Linked DNA regions of Homo sapiens: region 1 is linked to region 2. A link is a contact called in ENCODE Hi-C or POLR2A ChIA-PET data. All regions are on one chromosome and are shown on one strand. The core of a region is the stretch at or near the end of the contact, and the rest is flanking DNA. Distances in the headings are between cores, read along the strand shown.

The links. Hi-C counts contacts between places; a loop is a spot of excess contacts on that map. ChIA-PET counts read pairs that join two places held with the same protein, here RNA polymerase II (POLR2A). Pooled maps may share reads with other maps.
Region 1: a pooled map shows a loop between it and region 2 (9-fold over the local background). The contact joins the promoter of PMAIP1 here to the promoter of MALT1 in region 2. A Hi-C loop is called at or near these places in 1 of 37 single-sample maps with no recorded cell type and 11 of 50 pooled maps. POLR2A ChIA-PET finds 5 or more read pairs at or near these places in 3 of 52 experiments (GM10248, activated B cell and activated naive CD4-positive, alpha-beta T cell).

Annotation. Positions count from the first base shown.
Region 1 is chr18:59,898,592-59,901,291 of GRCh38, reverse strand. It overlaps PMAIP1 (phorbol-12-myristate-13-acetate-induced protein 1), which reads right to left and starts at 1,296. Exons shown (of 2, transcript NM_021127.3): 1 at 1,057-1,296. The coding sequence starts at 1,114. RefSeq lists silencers at 930-1,139, 1,290-1,699 and an enhancer at 1,456-2,207.
Region 2 is chr18:58,670,170-58,672,869 of GRCh38, reverse strand. It overlaps MALT1 (MALT1 paracaspase), which reads right to left and starts at 1,405. Exons shown (of 17, transcript NM_006785.4): 1 at 1,018-1,405. The coding sequence starts at 1,226. It overlaps MALT1-AS1 (MALT1 antisense RNA 1), which reads left to right and starts at 997. Exons shown (of 2, transcript NR_164150.1): 1 at 997-1,401; 2 at 2,062-2,700. LOC105372146 (a long non-coding RNA gene) reads left to right here. Exons shown (of 4, transcript XR_935537.3): 4 at 11-257. RefSeq lists a silencer at 877-1,666 and an enhancer at 1,827-2,086.

The DNA.
Region 1 (2,700 bases), core at 47-2,546, 1.2 Mb before region 2:
ACTTCCCGGTCATTTCCTTAATTTTTTAAAAATTGCATTACACACCTATAAATGTATTAGTATCAATCAAATCAAGTTTAAGAGGGACTTTGTGCTGCTTCCTGTTCTTGGGAATTAAGTCGGACCAGAAAGTGCTATGCATAAGTAAGATCCTTCAGAAAGAAACAAGGTCAGAATCCTAAGACATCACAAAAGGTAGACAAAGCTTTTTCCATCCCACACAAGCGCCAGAGACAGCAGCCTGTTACCAACTTAGGCATGGTCACATTTGCAATGCACCACTTCCTTCGCACGCCCCAGGAGCTCTATAAAATGAAAGTAACTTAAAAGGTGGGGGGGGCGTATAATCGTCTGATGCAACAGCAGTATGGCCCACACAGACTTCGGGCTCTGGGCAGTGACTGGGTTCTCTGTTTAGATTTAGAAAAAGCATGGGGCCGGGGCGCTGGCCTGAAAACTTACGATGGAGCTGTATGTATCGGGGTGGGGAGTGCGAATGAATGAATGAAAAAAAGGAGCGGACTAACTCCTATTCTCCTATCCCCACCTCCCACAATATCGATTATTTAAATGTTACAAGATTTTCTAGGCTCCTGAACACAGGGGCCCTTGTGGGGCCGTCTCTGGAAGCGCTGGGAGTCCAGGCGGTCCCCGGGGCTCTCTCCTGCCCCTTCTGCCGCGACAATGACTTTCTCCTAGAGACAGCCGCCTACACTTGCACTTGTTCCTCGTGGCCCCGGGGAAGGGCAAGTGGCGAGGAGGAAAGAGAGGAGGAAAGGAGCTTTTTGCCCCTGGTGAAACGCAGCTGCATCCCAATCGCAAATCCGGCTTGGTCCCTCGCCGTACCCGCCGTACCCGCCGGTCCTGGGGAAAAACCCCGAAGAACTTTCTGGAGGCGCCCCTAAGGCTCGCGCCAGGGCACAGACCTGGCCCGACCTTGACCCCCGTGCAGTCTGTGCTTGAGCCCCGGCGAGCTGAGCCCGCCCCAGCCGAGACCTCGACCCCGGCCCCGACCCCGCCCGGCCTGGGTCTTCGCTGGCCCCAGCGGGTCGGTACCTGCTGGAGCCCGCGCGGGGCTCGGTTGAGCGTTCTTGCGCGCCTTCTTCCCAGGCATCTCCGCCGGTGCCGCCGCCCACTCAGCTACAGAGCCCGGGAACCTCAGCCTCCAACTGGAGCACCTCGGACAGCTGCAGGACGCGAGCTGAACACGAACAGTCCTGCAGGCAGGGATGCTGGGATCGGGTGTCCGGACGCGCGGAGATGCCAACTACACACGGTGAGTGCCCGGGAAACTCTGAGATCCCCGCGCCAGAGACCACGCTTTTGTCCAGTGAGAACTTCCCTGGTGACGTAGGGAAACTAGACGCCCGGCCCGCCCCTGTCCCCGCCCCTGTCCCCGCCCCGCAGACGGCGTTATGGGAGCGGACGCGGGACGCGGGCGGGGAAGTACCCCGCTGAGCGCGACCTGCCCGGACACGCTCCCGACCCGCGGCGGCGCCGACCCGCGGCGGGGGGCGCAGAGCGCTCGGCCCCGAAATTACTTCCTTACAAAACGAGGTGGGAGGAGAAGGGGGTCGGCTTTGACCATCTGCAAACGCTGGACGTCGTCAGCGGCAGTGGTGGCGGGAGCTGGGAGTGGCGGGAGCTGGGAGTGGCGGGAGGGGAAGGGTTTAACCAGGAGGAACGTTGTGGGTGGGGAGAGACCAGAGGCCTTGGCAATTAGAGACTTGGGTAAACAAGCCCAGAAAAGAGATTGGAAAAGGAAACTTTTCGAACTTGAAGAGTATGGGCAGTAACAGGGAAGGGAAATGAGAAGAACCTTAATCACCGCAGAGGAGATGCCAGAGGCCCTGTGAGAAAGCTCCGGGTCCCAGGAAGTCACTGCAAACAGAAGCCCTGGTGCCAGCCAGAAAGAACATCGTGTTTGAGTTGGGAAGGGATTTGTGTGTGTCCTTCCAGATAGGTCGATATCGCCCATTGTGGATGTTTAGCAAAAACGAGTGGATCGTTATCATATGGAAAACGTTCAAATCTTTTGTGGGAGGGCTGAGCTACCTGGGAACGTGAAATTATTTGCATAATGTTTGGCGAGGCCATGAGTAATTCTACTATTATGAAGAGGAGTAATTAGGAGTGGTTAACGGTTACTGAGAGCCGCTTCATGCTAAGGACTTTGACATGCATTTTCTCATTCCGTCCTCAGAACAACCGTTGCTACTTTACGGGTGCAGAAACTGAGGTTTGTAGAAAATTGCCCAAGTTCACTTAGGCAGAGAGCACTGCCCTGATTCCGAACCAGGCAGGCCCACAGAGAGCAAGAGCTCTTACCCACTGTAGCCTTCCCAGCAATCAGTTTCTTAGAAAATGTGTGTTTTCGCCGAACGCGGTGGCTCACGCCTGTAATCCCAGCTCTTTGGGAGGCCGAGGCGGGTGGTTCGTTTGAGGCCAGGAGTTCGAGACCAGCCTTGCCAATATGGTGAAACCCCGTCTCTACTGAAATACAAAAGATTAGCCGGCCTTGGTGGTGCACGCCTGTCGTCCCAGTTGCTTGGGCGGCTGAGGCACGAGAATCGCTTGAACCTGGGAGGCGGAGGTTGCAGTGAGCCGAGATCGCGCCACTGCATTCCAGCCTGGGTGACGGAATAAGACTCTGTCTCAAAAAAGAAAAAGAAAAAAAAAGCGTGTTTTCATATTAGCTGT
Region 2 (2,700 bases), core at 156-2,655:
ATTCTTTCAGGAGTGGACACTGCAGTTTCCAGCGTTCTGTGACCTGTAATAGTGCGACAGACTGAATGCAGAAGCACATAAACGAATCCAGCTCTGTGATTAAGCCAAGACATTAAAGAGATCTTCAAAATGAAAACCAATGCCACTTCTCTAATAGACTTTTTTGTTTTGGAAAATTTGTTTTTCCACGAAAGTATTATTTCTGTTACCATATAATGGGTTATTCTTTTTAAATAAATTAATATTTTTTAAATGTCTTAGCTTTAATTTCAAAGGTGGTAAATATCAGTATGTATTACATGTATGTATTATCTCTAACCCACATAAGAGCTCTCTGGGGTCCTCAATAATTCTTAAGAGGGTAAAGGAGTCTCGAGACCAAAACTTCAGGAACCCTAATACAGCCATTCCAAACCTAACAAGGAAAATAGTTTTACTTCGAGTTTCATGTTCATGGTGAAGTCAAGAAGAGAACGTGGTAACCTGGTTTGATGGAGGGAGATGATGAGTTCGGCGTCAGTCTTTCCCAATACCTTGCAAAATGTTCATGAATTCCTGCACCCCACCCTCTGCATTCATCACCTCGCCTGCGCTTCTTCCCAGCCTTCCTTAGGTCTCCCAGAGCAGTGTCCACATCCCTTTCTTTTGCATTTTAAGTCCTCTGGATGACTGCCCCATCCTAGGGGTCCCCTGACAGCTTTCCTTCTCTCACTATCCTCCGGGGTCAACCTCGACTTCTCCCTTTCACCAGGGGCGGGGGTGGGAACAGGGAGCGAGGCAGCCGCTGGGCCACTTTTGCCTCCACCCTCCAGAGCCCTGGGCCCCGCTCTCAAACCCCAGGCGTTCCGGGGAGCTGCTGAGTTCCGCTCCGCCTCAATGACCGAAGTCCTCCCCACCTCCGCTCACTCACGCCGGCGGCCCCCGCCGCGCTCAGCCCCACCGACAGCGCCCCCACCTCCCCACCGCAGCCCACCCCGCTCGACCCGCGCGCCCGGCCTGCCGCGGCCCTGAGCTCACCTGAGGCGGAGGCGCCCGCGACTCCCCGCCAGCTCCGCCAGTCTCCTCCAGCCCCGGCCCTCGGGCGCCTGATCCAGGAGCTCGCTGAGCCTCCGCAGCAGCGGCTCCCGCAGGCGGTTGAGGGTCGCGCCGGCCGGAGGGGCGAGCAGCGGCCCCGTGGGGGCGGCCGAGGGCGGCAGGGCCTGTAGCGGGTCCCCCAACAGCGACATGGCCCTCGCCGGCGACCCCGGACTGCCGGGGCTCCCGCCCGCCCCGTCACGGGCCTCGGCCCCGGGGCACCTTCCGCTCGCCTCCGAGCCGCGGAGGCAGGGGCGGAAGAACAAATCTGGCAGCGCGGCACGGCCCTCAGAGGAGGAAGCTCCGCTCCCCGCCCCAATTAGACAGGTTTGCCGAGGGGAGCCTGGCCTGCTGGCCGCGCCAGCCGCGCAAAGGGGCGGGGCACCCGGGGGGCGGGGCACGGAGCCTCGAGGGGCGGGACCTTGGGCCTCGAGGGGCGGGGCGGGGCTGCCTACTGCGTGCGTGCGGCTGCGCGCCTCCCTCGCCCTCCCCCGCGGTCCCGGGCTGGCCGTGGCGCGCGCTTCAAACCCAGCCCTCCCGAGCAGGAAAGGACGGGTGGGTGCAGCTGGAGGAGGAAGCGGTGGAGGAATTACGCCCCGGCAGCTCCTCTACGGCGGGGAAGCCTGCGGCGTCTGGGCTTCCTGAGACCGTGGGAGGAGGCCTGCGTACTCACGCCAGAGAGCGGGGCAAGCGGTTCTCAGTCGCCGGCTCCCGCCCGCAGTCCCCGGCGAGCGCTCTCCCCTGACTCAGGGACTTTCATGTGCCCGGCGACACACCAGCATCCTGCAGTGGGCAACCTCAGCGGACGCTTCCTCGTTTTAGGGTTAGATGTGTATGGCATTGCTAGAGGGAAGTAGTGCTGGAGATCCGGATACTTGAGTTGGAATTGGCCAAAATCTTTGCCTAGACTTTTAAACAATTACTACTTTGCAAACTGAGCTGTGGCATATTTAGGGCTAATCAGATCTTGGAAATGATTGTTTTTAGCAGGAATCATCTGGTTTACACCGCGTCAGACTGCCGCCCGCAATCTCCGTCATCAAAGCAGGCAACCCTGTAGAGGATGCCTTTCCCTGGAATGATCCGGAATGGACGACACCTGAGCTCTCTCTGCCAATCTTAGCAACATCCAAGGCCATTATCCCTTTGAAAACTATGGCTTCGTTTGGGACAAAAAGGAAGTAACTTACGAAATGTGACCAGTCAGGTAGTTCCCTACACGAGGCTTCCTGGCCCAATTTCTGTTGCCATTAGCTTTTCATCACCCAAGGCCGCAGGATTTTCTGACCAGTAATTTGGATACCTATATTCTTATACATGTTGGCGAGGTAGGTGCGCCATACAGTCTCCACCACATTCTAGCACAAGCAGTCATTAAACTTCACTCTAGCATAAGTTAAGAATTCAGACTGCAGTGAGATGGCTAAGAGCATGAAAGATCTGCTCGATTCAAGTGTTAGGAGCTTGAATAAGTTTCTTAATTTCTCTGCCTCATCTATTAACACAGGACTGACAATACAGTTTATATAGAGTTGTTGCCAGAATTAAAGGAGTTGATGTATGTGAAGCACTTAACTCGGTAACTGGCACATCGTAGATGACTCAGTAAATGCTATTACCCTTACA